Linked DNA regions of Homo sapiens: region 1 is linked to region 2. Evidence: read pairs that join two places in POLR2A ChIA-PET (ENCODE). Cell type or tissue: PC-9. All regions are shown on one strand. Each heading gives the region's core, and the rest is flanking DNA. Links, peaks and the distances in the headings are about the cores only. Region 1 has its middle 72 kb from the start of LINC01267. Region 2 overlaps GRIP2 (glutamate receptor interacting protein 2).

What was found. ChIA-PET counts read pairs that join two places held together with the same protein. Peaks named below come from ENCODE experiments on the same cell type or tissue, not always from the same donor. Only the 100,000 strongest peaks of a DNase experiment are listed, where the experiment ranks them.
Region 1: POLR2A ChIA-PET joins it to region 2 with 8 read pairs; 2 of 35 experiments call an interaction of 5 or more read pairs at or near these places.

What each region holds. Positions count from the first base shown.
Region 1 is chr3:14,278,088-14,283,460 of GRCh38, reverse strand. No RefSeq gene overlaps it. Among named protein-coding and RNA genes, the nearest start is that of LINC01267, 72 kb to the left of the region's middle. RefSeq lists enhancers at 1-440, 1,205-1,706. In PC-9, for the core only: no CTCF peak of the experiment used is centred there; a DNase peak (open chromatin) is centred at 2,910.
Region 2 is chr3:14,495,779-14,501,151 of GRCh38, reverse strand. GRIP2 (glutamate receptor interacting protein 2) reads left to right here. Exons shown (of 24, transcript NM_001080423.4): 22 at 4,592-4,735. Among named protein-coding and RNA genes, the nearest start is that of GRIP2, 42 kb to the left of the region's middle. RefSeq lists enhancers at 3,057-3,557, 4,666-5,228. In PC-9, for the core only: no CTCF peak of the experiment used is centred there; no DNase peak of the experiment used is centred there.

The DNA of each region.
Region 1 (5,373 bases), core at 146-5,145, 220 kb after region 2:
ACCATCCCCAGGGTGCAGAGATGGTCCTGACCAGAACCACACATCCACACCAAGGACCAAGGTCCCAAATGCCCCAGATTCCTGAAGCCAGTGACTCAGCCAGGGCTCCCAAGCTTGCTGTTTCTGGTGGGCACAGGGGCAGACCAGTCCAAGGGACTGGGTGAGTGAGGGATCTTGCACAAGAGAAACCACTAGTGAGCACCTGCTGTGCTCTCCACAGCTTCGTCCTGCTGCCACTGACTCTGGAGCCAGAGCGCTGGGATCAAACCCCAGTGCCACTGCCCACAGCTCATATGACCTTGGGCAAACCGGTTGCTCTCTCTGTGTCTTGGTATTCTTATCTGTAAAATGAGTTCCAATGCAGTTCTAACGTCCAAGGGTGTGAGAAGGGTATCCCAGCTCCAGAAAAGACAGGAAATTTGCCTACCTTTCCTCTGCCTTCTTGTTCTATCAAGGTCCTCAGCTGATTGGATGGTGCCTGTTCACATTAGGTGAGGGCAATCTGCTTGAACGTTCTTGAGATGCAGAACTGACTTCAAGTGGCTCCTCTGAACTTCTCACGATGTGAAGTAACACTTCCTTATGGTATGCTTATGAGGGTTTAAATGAGATAAAATTTGTGGAGTACTTAGAACAGTTCCTGGCGGTAAAACAAAACAAAAGAAAAGAAAACAAAAAGCACTATGCAAGCGTTGGAAGTGTTTGCTGTCTTCATCATCATCATTATCATCATCGCCGTCACTCCCATTACCCCTTTACCAGCGATGGCAACCCTTTGGGCTTCTGGGATGACTTTAAAGGAGAGAGAGACATATCTGGCTTCAAGAATCTTAGTTTTGTATTTCCCTTGACCTCCCTGGAAGCTGAAGGATGTGTAGTGCTGACAGCTAACATTTATTGAGTGCTTGCTGTGTGCCAGGCCCTGTGCTATGCTTGCTGCATGGATGACCTCACTTCAGTCCTACAAAGTAAGTGCTATTATCATCCCTGTCTCCCTTGAGGACCCGAGGCAGAGAAAGGTTAGGTCACTTGCTCCTTGTGTGTGCCAGTCAGGGCTCGTGTCTGCAGGCATTAAAGCAGAGCTTGGCCTTCTTAAGATGTAAAGGAATTTCCTGGAGGGATATCAGGTAGCTCACGGAATCTTCAGGAAGTCTGGAGAACCAGACTCAGAAAAACAGGTAGGAGCCAGGATGAGGGAGGCTGAGGGGGCACTGCCGAGGGGCCACTCCCATGAGCTGGGAGCACCGACGAGAACGGGGTCTTTGCCATTGCTGGGCCACCTTGGCTGCCGCCATCTCTGTGCGTAACTGCTCCTCCACCCCGCATCTTTGCATCTGTCACAGCATATTTAGTTTCTGGGTCGGGGCCCATGATTTGGACATTAGGAAGGAGAGAGAGGGAGGATCTTGCCCTTTTAAATTTTGTAGTGGGAGGTGGGCCCTGCCTTCCCCAAAACTCCACCGGCAAGGGGACAGATTCACAATAGGAAGGGGGTTGTATTATGCTGTTCTTGCATTAGTATAAAGAAATACCTGAGGCTGGCTAATTTATAAAAGAAAAAGAGGCTTAATTAGCTTATGGTTCTGTAGGCTGAACAGGAAGCACAGCTCCAGCATCAGCTTCTGGGGAGGCCTCAGGAAGCTAACAATTATGGTGGAAGGTGAAGTGGGAGCAGGCATGTCACATGGTGAAAGCAGGAGCAAATTGGGGAGGGCGGTGCCACACACTTTAAAATGGCCAGATCTCGTGCGAACTCAGAGTGAGAGCTCACTTATCACCAAGCGGATGGTCCAAGCCACTCATGAGGGATGGACGCCCCCATGATTTAAACACCTCCTACCAGGCCCCACCTCCAGCATTGGAGATTACATCTCAACATGAGATTTGGAGGCGACATCCAAGCTATATCAGGCGTCCGAGTAAAGAGGAGCCAGACAGGTGGCTAATGGGATGGCCGTCATCTCTGAACATCAGTCTCTCTGGGAAGGATGTACCAGTCAGCTGTGCTATAAGAATGCAAAGTAACACACCACCCCAAAACACAGTGGCTGGAAACAAGAACCATTTATTGCCAAGAATCTGCAAGTGGACGGGTTAGGGGAATTTGCTCATGCAATTATGGAGGCTGAGAAGTCCCATGATAGGCTGTCTGCAAGCTGGAGAACCAGGGAAGCCAGTAGTGTGGCTCTGTTCAAGGCCAAAGGCCTGAGAACAAAGGGAGCTGATGGTGCAACTCTTAGTCGGAGGCTGAAGGACTGAGAACCTGCAGTTCTAATGTCCAAGGGTGGGACAAGGGTATCCCTGCTCCAGAAGATACAGGAAATTTGCCCACCTTTCCTCTGCCTTCTCGTTCTATCTAAGTCCTCAGCTGATTGGATGGTGCCCATTCACATTGGGTGAGGGCAATCTTCTTGACTCAGCTGCTGATTCAAATGCCAGTCTCTTCCTGAAACAAACTCACAGGTACACCCAGAATTACCAGCTATCTAGGTGTCCCTTAAACCAGTCAGGCTGACACCTGAGATGAACCATCACAAATGCTCGACACCTCTACCTACTAGCCAGGGGCACCAAGGAATCCTTGGCTTGGATCACCTGGCTGCGGGGGTGTCTGTTGGTCCACCCAATATGTCTGTCAGCTGGCTAAGGAGACAGCAGAGCAGAGAGATAAAAACTGAGTCCTTGAGAACTTTCTTGAGATGCAAAATTAACTCTGAGTGGTTTCTCCGAACTGCTCATGGTGTGAAATGGCAAACCTCTTTGCTGTTTAAACTACTTGTAGATGCTCTGTTTCCTGCAGCCAAAAAGCATCCTCTCTGACACAGTAGTTCTTGGATTGGGCTATTTCAAAGGAATGAGAGGATAAGTACAGCCAACACTTCTGGAGGGTTTTCAGGTGATGTCACTTGTCCCAGGTCAAACAGGTAACAACACATTGCTGAGTCAGAATTTGAACCCAGCAGGCTGGCCCCAGAGAAGCGCTCTAACCCACAGCACCAGGCACAGTACAGAAAAATGCTTGACTCATGGCACATACTATGAAGCAAATCAGTGACTCTGTTCCTTTTGAAGTCACAGACTTTGAAAATCTGATTTTAAAACTGTAAACGTTAGAGTCCTTCTACCCCCACCCCAATGCACAACCCCACCCAAGTTTGCAACCAGTTCCAAGGGGTTGGGGAGGACATACGTTTCTCTGCCAAAGATGCAGAAGCCTTTGGCACCAGGCCACAGGTGTGGGGTCGGGGAGGAGTCAAGGTTGCAGTGATAATGGGCAGGGAAGGACCCCTTAAAATCCAGAATTTTAGCAGGTGCTGCCACCGAGAACACATTTGGGAGAGGCCCTTTTGAATGTTGAGCAGGGATGGCACATAGTTTTCCTCTCTGGAACCAACCTTGAATGCCTGGTGGAAGCTGCCTGGACGCGTGCTATAAAGGAGCTGAGGCTGGGTGCGAGGCGGTGGTGGGGAGAGTGGGATCTCTGCGGGGTTAGGAAGTCCTGCCCACGCTATGCACTTGCCACCCATTGGAAAGGTGCTGGTTCAGAATCGGAGACCTAGGTTCCAACTCGGAGTTTGTCAGCTGTGGCTGTGTGGCCTCAGATGGTCTCCTGCCCTCTCTGGGCCCTGGCTTCTCTGTTAAATGAGGGGCAGCATCAGATGATTTCTAAACTTCTCTGCTGGCAAGGCCCCTCCAGACGGCCGCTCTCTAAATAAAACCCTCTCTCCTGCATGCCAGCCTGTGATACTGCGCCTCAATCCACACAAATAGCTGAGCTGGGCACATTCAGCTCTCCTCAGCTTTCTCTGCAGACCTCTTCAAGCACATGTCTGGGTCTTCTCCTCCTGGGTCCAAGGGTAGATGGTCTGAGTTCCCCGCAGACAGCTCACAGGCTCCCCCATGGGGTTCAGGAGTGGTCGGAAGGGCAGGAATCAGCTCCACCCGTGACACCCCCGCCCACTGCCGCTGGGATGCCCCTCCACACCTCCACCCATCCATGCAGTGCTGGACCTGGGGCACCTTCCACCTCCCCACTACTTACTTTTGAGACTTCCCTCCCCATCTTGCACCTGTAGCTCTGTCTGCATTGCTCAGTTTAAAAACCGTTAACATTTGATTGCTTTACTCCAAGTCACAGGAGGGCAGGACTGCATCTAATTATCTGTGTAGCTGGCACACACCACCATCCCCAACCCCCTCCCAGCTGCTAGTGCTGGGTTATGGGAACCCAGCTGTGTGCCCTTGGGCGAGTCACTGAGGGTCTCAGAGAGAAGGAGCCTGTGGCTGCCCCCATTAACTGCTCCATCCCCAGGCTCCTCTTTTGCATTCCCACTCCTCGCCCCTCAGAGTCCTCCCCAGGCTCAGAAAGGTCTGCTTCCTGCAGTGCGACACCGGGCGTCTGCTCCTGGAAGCCCAGCCCAGCTGCAAGGGGCTGGCGGAGCAGGTCTTGGGCAACTTTGCCTGATGCTGGCTTCTGGGCATAGACAACTTTTCCCAGAGCCTCAGAGTTAGGAAAAACTCCCAGTTCCTCCTCGGTGGTTCCCATGGGAATGCCCTGAGGTGCTGTTAAAATACAGAGTTGCAGATCTCCCCATCCCACCAGACCTAATGAGTCAGCATTTCTGAGACAGGGCCCAGGAATCTGCATTTTAACATGTGACCCAGGTGACATACAGGAGACTGATTCAGCTCACATTTCTGCTCCAAAATTCCTTTTGCAGCACCCAAGCCCACTTAAACTTCTGGGGTGGGGAAAGGAGGCGAGGAGGCTTACTCCCTCCCACTCAGTGAGCCCATTCTGGGCAGCCTTGGCCGGGAAAGGCCTTCCTTCCTGGGGCTGCCCTCTCCCACCCCTAGGGTGCCTCCTCAGGGTGTCCCTGCCCCAGCACAGCTCTCAGGGCCTAGGCCTCCCGCCACCCCACTGCAACCACATCTGCTTTTCTCTGGCTCAGCCTCATAGACGTTGAGGCTGGTGCGGGAAGGAGGGCTGCCTGCAGGTTGTGGTGAAATGTGGGATGGTGGGAGCTGTGAGAGGGGACCTGGGGCCAGGCCTAGAGAGACAAAAACAGTTATATAGAAAACCAGGGTCAGAAATGGGAAGAGAGGCCAGGCACAGTGGCTCATGCCTGTAATTGCAGCACTTTGGGAGCCCGAGGCAGGTGGATCGCTTGATCCCAGGAGTTTGAGACCAGCCTGAACAACATAGTGAGGCCTCATCTCTACAAAACAGGACACTTTTAATGAAAGGCACTCAAGGTGTCTCTGGAGGGCAGTGGCAATGGGCACACTTGGTTTAAAGCTTGCTCAGGGATGATGGGCAGCTCAGAGATGAAAGAGATGAAGGGTCCTGGGTTCCAGTCCCACTCTGTCCTT
Region 2 (5,373 bases), core at 65-5,064:
ATATTTCATAAAAGTGGAGTGTGTATTTGACTTTTTGTGTCTGGCTTTTTTCACTTAGCTTCATGTTGTGGCATGTGTCAGTACTTCATCCCTTTTTATGGCTAAATAATTATTAGGATAGATCACTGAAGGGAAGGCCATGGCCTTACCTTACATTTTCAATATATTTTCTGAACTTGGTTTTTCTAACAAGTGTAAGCAATACCTTTGTCCTCCTCTTGAATAAGATAGGCACTATAGAATTCTTTCACTTCTCTCCAAACTACCTCCTCTCATATCCCAACTTTCTTATAAATTGCTCAAACTTCATGAACGTGGGGGTTTTATCAGAATATTTGACCAATTTCTGTTATCACCTTTGCTTCTTGCATACCCCTTTTTTTCTGAGCTCATCCTTTAAGATAGTCTTTCACCGAGGGCCTTTAGGTGGTAAACTGCTTTAGGCTCTGTGTTCTGAAAATGTCTTTATTTATTTTTTTCTAATCAATTTAGAAGTTTATAAATGTCTTTATTTCACCCCTGCTCTTAAATGATAGTTTAGTTGACTATGAAATTAAACATTTACTCAGGGCTTTGAAGATATTATCCTGTTGTCTTCTGGCAATGATCGTTGCTCCTGTTAGGTTCATTGTTGTTCCTTTGAAAGTCCTGTGTCTTTTCTTTCCAGGAGATTTGAGGATTTCTTTCTCTGTGATGGCTGGCTCTCTTGCTCTGATGTGTCTCAGTAAGAGTTTATTTGTCTTACTACAGACTCAGTCTGTTTTTTCAGTCCGAGGACTCGTGTTTGCCTTCTATGCTGGAAAATTCCTAGTCATGGTGTTTACAATATTGCCTCCTTCTTATTGTCTCCTTCTGTTAAGGTATGTTGGACACTTGTCCTCCATGCATTCTACCCTCCATGTCTCTTAACTTTTCCTTCATATTTTCTCTGCACTGTGTACTAGCTGCTTTCCTTAACCTGTCTTCCAATTCACTAGTTCTTTCCTTGGCTGTATTTATTCTACTGTGTAACCCATTTCTTAGATACTGTGTTTCAACTTCTACATCTTTTATTCCTACAATTTTGTTTTGTTTTGTTTTGTTTTAATCTTCATAGTCTTTTTTTAAAGGCTTTTGCTTTTTATTTTCTTATTTTTCTACACATCTTAAACCAAGCTTATCCAACCTGTGGCCCACGGGCCGCATGTAGCCCAGGATAGCTTTGAATTTTACACAAATTCATAAACTTTCTTAAAACATTATGAGATTTTTGTTTGCGATTTTTTTTTCTCATCAGCTATTGTTAACGTTAGTGTATTTTATGTGTGGCCCAAGACAATTATCCCACATGGCCCAGGGAAACCAATAGTTTGGACACCCCTGTAAACAGACTTATTTCAAGTTTCTTTTTCTTTTTTCTTTTTTTCGAGATGGAGTTTCACTCTGTTTGTTGCTCAGGCTGGAGTGCAGTCAGTGGCATGATCTTGGCTTGGCTCGCTTGGCTCACTACAACCTCCACCTCCTGGGTTCAAGCAATTCTCCTGCCTCTGCCACCCGAGTAGCTGGGGACTACAGGCATGCACCACCACGCTTGGTTAATTTTTTTTTTTCTTTTTTTTGGTAGAGACAGGGTTTCACCATGTTGCCCAGGTTGGTCTTGAACTCCTGATCTCTGGCGATCCGCCCGCCTTGGCCTCCCAAAGTTCTGGGATTACAGGTGTGAGCCACCATGCCGGTTCTCAAGTTTCTTTTGACTTCACTATTATTTTTAGTTCCCTGAGTATGGATTCGCCGACTTGTTTTGTCTGTGGGCAGGTGGGCTTTTTCATCTCATCACTGCACTGCTTCCAGCTGTGGTCCCTTCCCAGGCACCCGCCTTGCTGCGCTCTGCGTTGTCGATGCATCAGTGAGATCGCTCCTCACTTTGTCTTGGCTGTGGCCTTTGAACTTCACCAGCTCCAGACTGGTTTTGACAGTAATTCCTCAGCTCAGTGTTTCTGCACTATTGTGGAAGGCAGATTCCGGCCCCACCTTCATGCGGAGGTCACGCTAAGGGTTCTAGTTTGTCACAAGTGATCCTCCCCCTCCCCGCCTGTTCAAGTCCTGGTGGTTCCTTTCTTGTACCCCTGTGGGCAGACATTTTCCAGTCTCTATCCAGCAATGAGATGGCACTCGCTTTCTGGAATGGTACCCAGTTTCCTGCTTTGAGACAGCACTGTCTTTTTCCCTGAACAGTACCCCAGCTCCAAACGCGTATGTCTCGTTGTTACCTTCCATGGGCCACTAACTTCCATAAGCCAGACAGTTCCACTCCTGCTCATGCCTGTCTCTGAATTTTTCTTTCTTGCTTTGAAAGTGTTTATTTAACAAATTGAAATCTATCATCTCTACGTGTTTGAAGGGAGGTGTGAACTTCCTGTATCAGCTCAGTCTGCATTTTAACTGGAAGTCCTTGAATTCTACAATTTTAGGGGTCCAAGACCCTGTGATGCCTGGACTCCCTGATTCTGTGTTTTAATAACTCTTATTATCCCAAAATGAGGAGTCTTGGATTTTCCTTTTGGATGCTGGCTCCCAGGCAGGTGAAGATCACTTCTAAGGTGTGAAAAAGGTGCTTCTCTGCCTCCTCATTCAATATCCTCCCTCGGTTTCCTATCTTCCCCCCCACTCCAACCCAACAGTTTGGCCCTAAAACAGTTTTTATTTTTTAGTGATAGGATCTTGCTCTGTTGCCCAGGCTGGAGTGCAGTGGCATGGTCTCAGCTCACTGCAACCTTCACCTCCCAGGCTCAGCTGATCCTCCCACCTCAGCCTCCCTAGTAGCTGGGACCACAGACATGCATCACCACACCTGGCTAATAATTGTATTTTTTGTAGAGAGGTTGTCTGGCTATGTTTGCCCAGGTTGGTCTTGAACTCCTAGACTCAAACAATCCTCCTGCCTCCGCCTCCCAAAGTGCTGGGATTACAAGCATAAACCACCACAACCAACGTAAAACATTTTAATCATAATCTACTTTCCCTTAGGGGATCCCTAAAAGACCAACCCCCCGCACCCCAAATGGTCAGATAGAACTATGCACTAATAGTGGGAATTCAGATACTGTGATGGGTAGAAGGAGAGATGTTTCTAGGCTGGGGAGACAATTGTGTGCCTGTGAGATTGCACGATGTTAGAGTAAGAAGTCCATCCTCCCCTCCCAGCAGCTCCAGCACCCCCACCTCCATCTCTGGATTTCCCAGCCTGAGTGTGAAGCTGTTTCCCTCAGGGCCACATACTCCTGACTGGCAGCTTAGAGCTCGGCATTTCCAACTGCTCAGCCCTCACTTCCTGAGCCCGTTCTAACTCCACTCCTTCTCTCCTTCCCCACTGGCACCATCCTTGTCCAGAACACCACTGTCTTTTCTTTGGACCACTACATGACCCCTAACAGATCTCCTCCCAGCCTCCACTCCCGCTCCTGCAGCCCAGTCTTCATGTGGCAGTCGGAAGATGCTTCTAGATCCACACATTGGTTATGTCACCTTCTCTGCCTGGCTTCAGTCCTTCAGGGGCTCCCTGCTGCTCCTGGGATGAAGTTCACATTTCTTACTGTGGTCTAGAGGGCGCCGCAGGACTGGCCCCCAGCCACCACCAGCCGCCGAGTTTGCTTCCAGATCCCCCCACCACAGGGCTTTGCACGTGCTGTTTCCTCTGCCAGGGACTCTTCCCTGGGCCTCTTCGTCCTTGTCCTTTCAATTTCAGCTCTGGATGCTTCCCCACCCCTCACAGGACGAGGGCCACCTGTCCCAGGCTCTCACTTCCCGAGTGCCTCACCTCTGTAACACTTACTGCAGTGCATAATTTTATCTTATTTATGTTGGCGATTAGCAATGTAGTAGAGTGGTTAAGAGTCCTGACTTTGGGGCTGGGCATGATGGCTCACGCCTGTAATCCCAGCACTTTGGGAAGCTGAGGTGGGTGGATCATGTGAGGTCAGGAGTTCGAAACCAGCCTGATCAACACGGAGAAACCTCGTCTGTACTAAAAAAGAAAATATAAAATTAGCTGGGCATGGTGGCACATGCCTGCAGTTCCAGCTATTCAGGAGGATGAGGCAGGAGAATCACTTGAACCTGTGAGGCGGAGGTTGCGGTAAGCCAAGATTGTGCCATTGCATTCCAGCCTGGGCAACAAGAGCAAAACTTTGTCTCAAAAAAAAAAAAAAAAAGAGTCTTGACTTTGGAACTAGACTCTGGGTTCAAATCTTTTTTATATCTCTAAGGAGACAAACAGTTTCCTCATCTGTAAAGTGGAAAAAAGTGGTATTTACTTGCATCATTGTACTGTAGAGAATAAAATGAGTTATAGGTGTAAAGTGCTAAGAACTGACTTAGCCCTGGGTCGGCACGAATGATTACGTGCCAGTGATTATTGTTCTCATTGTTAGTGTGATTGGTTCATGACTTCCCACTCCACCGCTGTTGGACCCAGCCCCAATGGGCAGGGACCATGTCTGTCCTGTTCACCATTGTCCCTTTTGTGGCTGGCACATAGTAGTTGTCAGTGGATGCTGACTGCCTGATGGGGCAAGCCAACAAGCATCTGAAAGAAAGGCCGTGTTCCTTGCAGGCATCCATCATGACGGGCACCGTGCAGAGGGTGGCCCTCGAGGGCAGGCCTGGCCACCGGCCTTGGCAGAGGGGCCGGGAGGTACGAGCCTCTCCTGCAGAAATGGAGGAGCTGTTGCTGCCTACACCCTTGGAGATGCACAAGGTAGGCACAGGGGGTGAGCACAGGAGACCTGGACCTGTGTTCTGGTGCCATGAGCACTGTCGTGGGACTCCAGAGGGGCCCTGCCCCTCTCAGGGCTTTAGTCTCCTCCACCACAAAACTGGGTTGAGTTTTCCAAAATGCTCATCATTTGGGTGACATGCACACTCACACACATGCACACCTGTGATTCACACTGGGCTATTATTTTTCTTTAAGTAGATGTGCTTTTTTTCCCCCCACTTAAGTTATTTTATCTATGTATTTATTTTTTTGAGACAGGGTCTCGTTCTGCTGCCCAGGCTGGAGTGCAGTTGCTCGATCATGGCTCACTGCGGCCCTGACCTCCTGGGTTCAAGCGATTCTCCCACCTCAGCCCCACAAGAAGCTGGGACCACAGGCATGCACCACTACACCTGGCTAATTTTTGTATTTTTTTAGAGACAGGGTTTCAACAGGTTGCCCAGGCTGGTCTCAAACTCCTGGGTTCAAATGATCTGCCCACCTCAGCCTCTCAAAGTGCTGAGATTACATGTGTGAGCCACTGTGCCTGGCCTTAAGTTATTTTATATCTCATACACACATATTTACATATAACATATAAACCCTTCTACGTGTGTGTGTGACGTCTATGTATCTCA